Linked DNA regions of Homo sapiens: region 1 is linked to region 2. A link is a contact called in ENCODE Hi-C or POLR2A ChIA-PET data. All regions are on one chromosome and are shown on one strand. The core of a region is the stretch at or near the end of the contact, and the rest is flanking DNA. Distances in the headings are between cores, read along the strand shown. Region 1 overlaps MACROD1 (mono-ADP ribosylhydrolase 1). Region 2 holds the start of ZFTA (zinc finger translocation associated).

Region 1 (3,490 bases), core at 195-2,694, 230 kb before region 2:
CTGCCAGCATTGATTCCAGCTCCCTCCACCTCCCTTGCGCCCCCAGGTCAGCCCCAAAGGCCTGGCTGCAGGCCAGTCCACTTCCGCAGGAAACATTAAATTCCTGAAACACTGAGCTCCACTTCCCCGCACGGGCCCCCACAGCTGGCCGAGGTCGCCTGCAGGGCGGTGAGCCCCCAGAGACTTCGAGCAGCCGGTGCCAGGTGCTCGACCCGGGAGGCTCCTAGGAGAGCCAGCTCAGACAGATCCCTGGGCTCACCCCCACACACTGTGAACACCCTGTGTGCACCCACCTCCCATCACACTGATGTACACATACCCGAACATGCCCACACTGTCACACTGTTGTTAATAACAGGATACACTCATGACCTCCATTCTTGCCAAGCACTGCCTTAAGCACATTACAAAGTTAGTTTAACTCAATCCTTCCAACAGCCCAATGAGCTCTGAGGTGGGTGCTATTATCCCATTTTCCAGATGGAGCAACTGAGACCCAGAGAGGTTAAATGATATGTGAGGGGTCACACATCTGTGGCTGGCAGAGCCAGGATGTGAACTCACGTTGCCCAGCTCCACAGCCCAGCCACGGCACCCCATTCGGAACACTCACTTCCCAGCACTGGGAGCTCCAGCCTGGACGCCCGCTCTGGGCCCTGCCTTCTTGCTCCATCTCAGCCTCGCCCTGGGCTACAGCTGCCTTTCTCCCTGCAGAGGAGAGGAGCAGGTGGAAGGGATCCAGGCCTGAGCCGTTCTCAGCGTTCCCCTAACCTCTCTGCCCACCCATCCCTGGGACGCTCTGGGAAATTGCCTGGTGCCAGCTCTGAGTAAAGTTGCAGAATGAGGTTTAATTGTGCCCCCAGGGCACGAGATCAAACAGCAAAAGAAAGGGGTGTGAGCTACCTGGCATCCCTGGAACTGTGCCGAGACTGAGGTGATGAAGGAGAAGGTGGCCTTGGTTTGTCCATCTGTAAAATGGGGAATGATGGTCCTCTCTTGATGCCCGCCTGTGAGCACCAGGCAGCTGGTGCCTGAGGAGCTCCTGGCGTGGGCGATCAGAGCTGCCAAAGATGGGCCCTGTCCTCCCGGCCAGCACGCGGCGTTTTCCTCTGTGGGAGGGTCGCTGTCCCGGTATTCCAGATAAGAGGGTGGACGCCAGAGAGGGGAAGGGGCAGGATCTCACAGCCGATGAGGGGTGAGCCCGGGCTGGACCCAGGCCTGCCTGAGGCCGCGCCTCTCCTGCGCGGTGCCCTGGCGAGGTTGGGCTGCTGGAGCGTTTCCTCCATGCCTCCCGCTGCGCCCCGGTTGTTTATCTGCGCCCGGGTCCCCAGGGTCGCTCGCGAGGCCCTGCAGCCGCCCTCGGATAAACAAGCCCATGCGGGGCCGTAATTAAGCTGGATGCGCTAACGAGGCGGTTCATTAACCAGCTGGGGTTTGCGCGCCAGGAGACTCGGGCCCGGGCGTCGGGCTCACCTCCCCGCGCGGCTGGAAGACCCAGACTCCAGCTACAGATCTGATCACCCTGTAACAAGGTGGCCTCGGTTTCCTCATCCGCAAAATGGGTCCTAGGGTTTGCCGCCGCCCCGTGATGGGGCGCCGCCTGGGGAGGTGGGCCTTGGGATCGCACCGACGCTGAGGCCCGGGCGGAGGCAGCGACTGGTCGCGGGCCCTGCAGCGCGCCCGGGACAGGGCTAGGGAGGGGCGTCGGGGAGGAAGCTTCCCCGTCACCCCGGCTCGGGCGGCGGTTCCTGTCCCGGCGGCCCCCGCCTCCCGGAGCCGCCCTGCCTGGGCCCTGGCGGCGCGGCCTGGAAGGGACAGGGTGGGCCGGGTGCGCCCCCTGCCGGCCTCCTTGCGCGACTTCCCGCCAGGCCCAGGGCCGTCCCGCTCTGCGCCTCGGTTTCCCCAGATGTGAAACATTCCGGGCGGGGGTGGGGGCAGCGGCCGCGGCCGGAGGCCACGGGGTTGGGGCGCGGCTCCGCATGGGTCCTCGCATCGCCGAGGGGCTTCTCGGGACTGAGGGTGCTCACCCCGGGGCCGCAGCCTTGCCAGGCCAGCTCAGTCGCGCCCGCCCTTCCCGCAGTGGACGGCTGCATTCATCGGGCCGCCGGCCCCCTGCTTACCGACGAGTGCCGGACCCTGCAGAGCTGTAAGACTGGCAAGGCCAAGATCACCGGCGGCTATCGGCTCCCGGCCAAGTGTGAGTCCCCGACGCGCCCCCAGCTGTGGGGCGCAGACAGGGCGCCCGTGTGTCACTGGGACATCAGGGGTGCGGCCCCCACAGGAGTGCTGGGGAACTCCTCAGGGGGCCCTTCTTAACCTTAAGGGCCAAGACCCGGCCCCCACCCCGCACACCCCAGGAAGCACATGGGGGAGACCGTGCGTGGAGGCTGAGGATGGAGCTGGGGGGCAACGCCTTCGCGCCCACACTCGCGCTCGGGTCTCAGCCGGGCCCATACAGATGTGGGGAGGGGGCGCGGGGCTCTGTGCGCGTGCGGATTCGGGCTCGAGGGGGCCCACAGGGGTGGGGGCCTTCGCGGAGGAGGCTCAGCGCTTGGGGGGAAAGGTGTTTCCTGCCCCCTTCTGCCCAGGCCGGCAGGGGGAAGCGAGGGAGCTGAGGACCGCGTAGACCCCCGCCGGTCTGACCCCGTCGCCCCCCGTAGACGTCATCCACACAGTGGGGCCCATCGCCTACGGGGAGCCCAGCGCCAGTCAGGCTGCCGAGCTCCGCAGCTGCTACCTGAGCAGTCTGGACCTGCTGCTGGAGCACCGGCTCCGCTCGGTGGTGAGGGACGGCCCGCGGGGGAGGGCGGGAGGCGGGGCGCAGTGACAATGTTCCAACCCCCTCTCACCCCTCCCCGCCCAGGCGTTCCCCTGCATCTCCACCGGCGTGTTTGGTGAGTCTGGAAGAAAGGCAAGGACCAGGAGTGGGCGGTGGACCCAGACGCCGGGAGGGGCCGGGGCGGACAGGGGAGTGGGCGGGGCCAGAGCCTAGGACTCACTCCCGCCCCACCCGCCTCAGGCTACCCCTGTGAGGCGGCCGCCGAGATCGTGCTGGCCACGCTGCGAGAGTGGCTGGAGCAGCACAAGGACAAGGTGAGTCCTGGGCCCGGGCGAGGGTGGGGTCCGCATCCCGGCCAGAGTGACCAGCCCCCATCATCGCCCAGGGAGTCAGGGTGCAGAGCGCAGGGCCAGGCCCGCCCCTTCCTTCCCTGTTTCTCCTGCGCAAGGGCGCCTGGCGGTGGCGAGATGGGGGTGATGGCACACAGCCGTGAGCCTCCGTGAAGGGCGCAGGGCCAGGCAGGTGAAAGCCTGCACCAGGGCAGGCAGTCACAGGATCCTGGGGCCAGGCGTGGCAGCTCGGCCCAGGCTGAGCAGCCCCTGGCGCAGGTGGACCGGCTGATCATCTGCGTGTTCCTCGAGAAGGACGAGGACATCTACCGGAGCCGGCTCCCCCACTACTTCCCCGTGGGTACGTGCCCCGCGCCGCCCC
Region 2 (3,609 bases), core at 200-2,699:
ATCTCCGCGGCGACAGAGCCCAGAGGCACTTAAGAAATCTTAGTTCTTGTCCCCTCCTCATAAGCACTTCGGGGACAGGTTTCCTGTGTTCCAAGTAATTTAATTCCCATGGCTCCCGAAAGGCTGGAGCGGTTTCCTTTTCAGAGGCTGTGGGTGCCTCTGAGAAGGAAAGTCACAGGCAGTATCGGTCTTGCCCATGTTTTTCAGTGCTGTGTGTCCAGCGTCTGAAAGCATGCGGGCACACAGTAGGTGGTGACAAGCGGACGAACTGCCATCGGCGACAGCTGGGTAACTCGCCAGTGCAGGGAACAAAACCCGCCTCCAGATAAGAAGACCCTGCAGGCCTCCCGCACCCTGTAATTTGGATCTCCAGGAATCGCCTTTGTTGTGGGCGCCCAACCTCAGGCAAAGCGAGCACCTGCTCCTCCCGCCGGTCCTCGCAGGAGGACCCCAGGCTGCTGCGCCCCGGCTGCCTCTCCGGGTCCCTGCGCTCCGCTTCTCCGGAGCTGGGGGACCGGGGGCGCCCCGGGACCCGCAGCCAGGGTCCGCCCAGCGCTTCCGAGCCGTGGTAACGCGCCTCCCCAGGTGCCCGACACCCCGCCCGGGGCCAGCATTTTTCGCTTCCTAGGGCCGGGCCGGGGGTCTGGGGCTGCGTCAAGGGCCTCGTCAGGCACCCCCAGGCCTGCGGGGGCAGGATCCTGAGTCACCGCCGCGCACGCCCTCTCCTCCCGGCTTCCATCCTGGGGCCACCTCCAGCCCGCAGGGTCGGGCCCCGGCGCAGCCGGCTCTCTGCGGGTCTGCTGTGCGCCCCTCTCCCCAGCCCGAGTCACTGCGGCCGCCGCCCCCACCCCTGGCTGGCTCGGGGGAGCCTCGCTTGTCCGCCCCTCCCATGAGAAGCCCGAGCTCTCAGCGCTCCCGGGCGGCTCCCGCGGGAGGGGGCGCGGCCGCCCCCACGGCTCCACCCTCTCGGCGGGGCCGCAGCCATCTGGGGCCCCTGCCAGTAGCGGCCGCTCCGGGGCCCGCACGGAGCTCGCGACCCGCTTGCGCGGCGGGAGGCAGCCCCGGGCAGGGACCCCGGCCTCCTCAGCGGGCGCTCCCGGCGCTGAGATGCCCCGAGGGGGCGGTGGCCGCGAGCCGAGCCCGGGTGGAAGCGCGTCGCAGCGGACGCGGGCGCCCCTCGCCACCTCAGTGACCCTTTGGGAGCCGGGACCGGAGCCCCGCAGGCGGCGGTGCGGGCCCGCGGGGGCGGCGAGGTCCGTGCCCCTAGCGTCCGGAGCGGGCGCAGGCTGCTGAGCCTCGGCTGGGCTCGTTGCCTCCCGCCTTTCCCCCCAGCCCCCCGCGAGCTGGCAGGAGGAAATAGCGCGCGGCCCCTTTAAATTTACCCAGGAGCCCTTAAAGGAGCCCCAGGGGCCCCAGACAGGAATCCCCACCCCGGTCCAGCCCGCGCCGCCGAGCGAGCAGCCTGCCGTCCGTGCGGCCGGCCGCCCCGTGCATGCGCCCCGCGCCCCGGGGCCCCGCGCAGCGAGCGCTCCGCGCGGGCTGCCGCCGGCCCCGCGGCCCCGCGCCCCGCCGCCCCGGGGCCCCGCTCCGCAGCGCAGCGCATGGAGCCCGGCGGGGACCACCGGAGCCGGAGCAGCGGCGGCAGGGGCGGCCCCGGGCCAGCAGTGGCCTCGGCACGGGGCCGACGGCTGCCGCCCGCCGGATCGAGCGGCAGCGCGGAGCCAGAGGAAGACGAAGGCGGTAAGAGCTGGGGCCGGCGGCCCGGGCGGGGGCCCCGGCGTGGGGGAAGGGAGGGCTGCGGCTCGGGGCCCCTCTCCGCCGCCGAACAAAGCGGGGGACGCGGGCAGGGCGGCCGGGGGCGCCACCTGGTGGGCGCGGAGCGCGGCTGCAGGGCTGGCGGGGGAGCCCCCCGCCCAGCTCCCGGGGTCGGCTCGCGGGGCTCGGGCGGCTCGCCTCCCCCTTAAAGGGCCCCGCTGCCGCCCGCAGCGCCCCGCCTTGGGGGCCAGGCCCGAGGGGCCCCACGGGGCAGGGCGCCACGGAGCGAGGCTGGACTTTGGCCCCCGCCCCTTTCTCTTTCAGACTCCCAGGTGGTCTCCCTAATCGGGCTTTCTCTCAAAAGTCCGCCCAGACCCTGGGTCCCCTTCGGGGGCTTTTCCCCAGCGGAGCTGAGCTCAGCTCCGAACTCTGCTGTTTTAAATCGGGCTGCTCCTCTCGTCTCGTGGCCTTGTGAGAGACATGCACCCTTTTTCTTTTCTCCCACATTCTCCCTAGGAAAGTGCATCGCTTGCGCCCCGGGGGCCCACACCATCTTTTCCCACCGCGGGCAGTTTTTAAAGCGATGGGTTCGCCCACAAAGGCAGGCACCCCTCCGGCCGGTGCATTCTCCCTTCCCTTCTTTTCAGAATTTTTTTTTGCCCTAATTTGTCAGCTCTAGCGGAACCAACCAGTCCTCCTCGTTCGCTCTCAAAGGAGACTGTTGACTCATTTCCCGGCTGCAGGGTCACGCCTTAAGACCCTTGAGGGTTTCCTCCAGGCCAGGGAGACTCTGCCCGAATCTCCAGGCTCCCCTCCCGGTCTCTCCCCTCCCAGAAACGCCCCATCCCCTTTTGTTTTTAAAGAACCTCGGCTCCTCCCCCTTTTTCGGCTCTTAAAGGGCCAATCCACCTTAGACTAGCCTGGATCCAGCGCTGGAAGGATGCTTAGAGACCAGCCAGCTAGCCAGTGTCGTTGCAGACAAAGAAGCTCAGGCCCAGAGTGCGGACATGACCTATCAAAGGTCACAGAGCAAGTTACCAGTGAAGCCAGGACTTGAACCCAGGCCTATGACTCCGAAGCCAGTGGATTCTATGGATCTACTTAAATAAAAACTAAAACAAAAAAACTTCCACAAGGGTGACAGGAGCCCTTTCTGATCCTGTCTTTTGTTTTCCCAACCCTGTGATTCTCCACTGGGAGAATGACCAGAACCTGCCTGTGTGCCCAGGAGACCATTTTTCTAAATCAAGAGGGGTGGGAACTGTAGGGAGGGTAGGGGACTGCTCTGGGTGGGTGTCTGGCACAGGGAACACCATTGGGTTAGTGGGGCCTCTCCAGTGCCCGCCCTTCTGACTGCTGGGCAGTGGCCGGCTCCCTGCCAGAGCAGCAAATAAAGCCCCAGAAAGACTTAATGGGCTTCAGTGGATGGTGGCCACTCCCTGCCGCAGTGTCATTAGTTGTCACTCTGGTGGCCCTCCTGCCATCCCTTTACAGGGTCATTGGCTCCTCCAGAATCTGGAGAAGTTTCAGTCTCAGAAACTCCTTTCCCTGGAGATGTTGGCAGCTTTGTCTTGGGGATCCCTCCCATGTGGGGGCCTAGATTTGGGGAACTGACAATGCCTAGCCCATCCCCAAAATGGGAGTCTCAGGAAGCTATATTTGAAGCATTACTGGAAAAAGGGAGAAGACCTGTGGGTGGGGCCCTCCTGGCGGGGGCCCCAGGTGGGTGGGTCCCGTGTGCAGCCCTGGCTGTAGACAGATGCCCCCTTTGTTTGTCTGGCCCCACTGCCTGCTCTGCTCCAGCTGGAACCGCCCTGGCCTGCTGCTCTCCTGGCTTTCTCCCTACGGCTCTTG

The links. A loop is a pair of places that touch in the nucleus more often than their neighbours do. ChIA-PET counts read pairs that join two places held with the same protein, here RNA polymerase II (POLR2A). Pooled maps may share reads with other maps.
Region 1: a loop to region 2 is called in a map of CD8-positive, alpha-beta T cell, with 23 times the contacts of the local background. The contact joins the enhancer-like site here to the promoter of ZFTA in region 2. A Hi-C loop is called at or near these places in 2 of 168 maps with a recorded cell type or tissue (both CD8-positive, alpha-beta T cell), 4 of 37 single-sample maps with no recorded cell type and 7 of 50 pooled maps. POLR2A ChIA-PET finds 5 or more read pairs at or near these places in 3 of 52 experiments (BJ, PC-9 and Panc1).

What each region holds. Positions count from the first base shown.
Region 1 is chr11:63,998,934-64,002,423 of GRCh38, reverse strand. It overlaps MACROD1 (mono-ADP ribosylhydrolase 1), which reads left to right. Exons shown (of 11, transcript NM_014067.4): 5 at 2,081-2,197; 6 at 2,661-2,782; 7 at 2,864-2,894; 8 at 3,020-3,093; 9 at 3,388-3,469. Among named protein-coding and RNA genes, the nearest start is that of OTUB1, 14 kb to the right of the region's middle. RefSeq lists enhancers at 1,354-1,861, 1,874-2,809, 3,147-3,236, 2,810-3,490 and silencers at 1,547-2,126, 2,777-3,016. Within about 2 kb of position 1,444, at least 5 of the 41 ENCODE cell types and tissues checked have a DNase peak (open chromatin) inside an H3K27ac peak, as active enhancers do.
Region 2 is chr11:63,766,615-63,770,223 of GRCh38, reverse strand. ZFTA (zinc finger translocation associated) reads left to right here and starts at 1,449. Exons shown (of 5, transcript NM_001144936.2): 1 at 1,449-1,740. The coding sequence starts at 1,602. RefSeq lists silencers at 633-1,102, 1,123-1,332, 1,463-1,512, 1,733-2,032.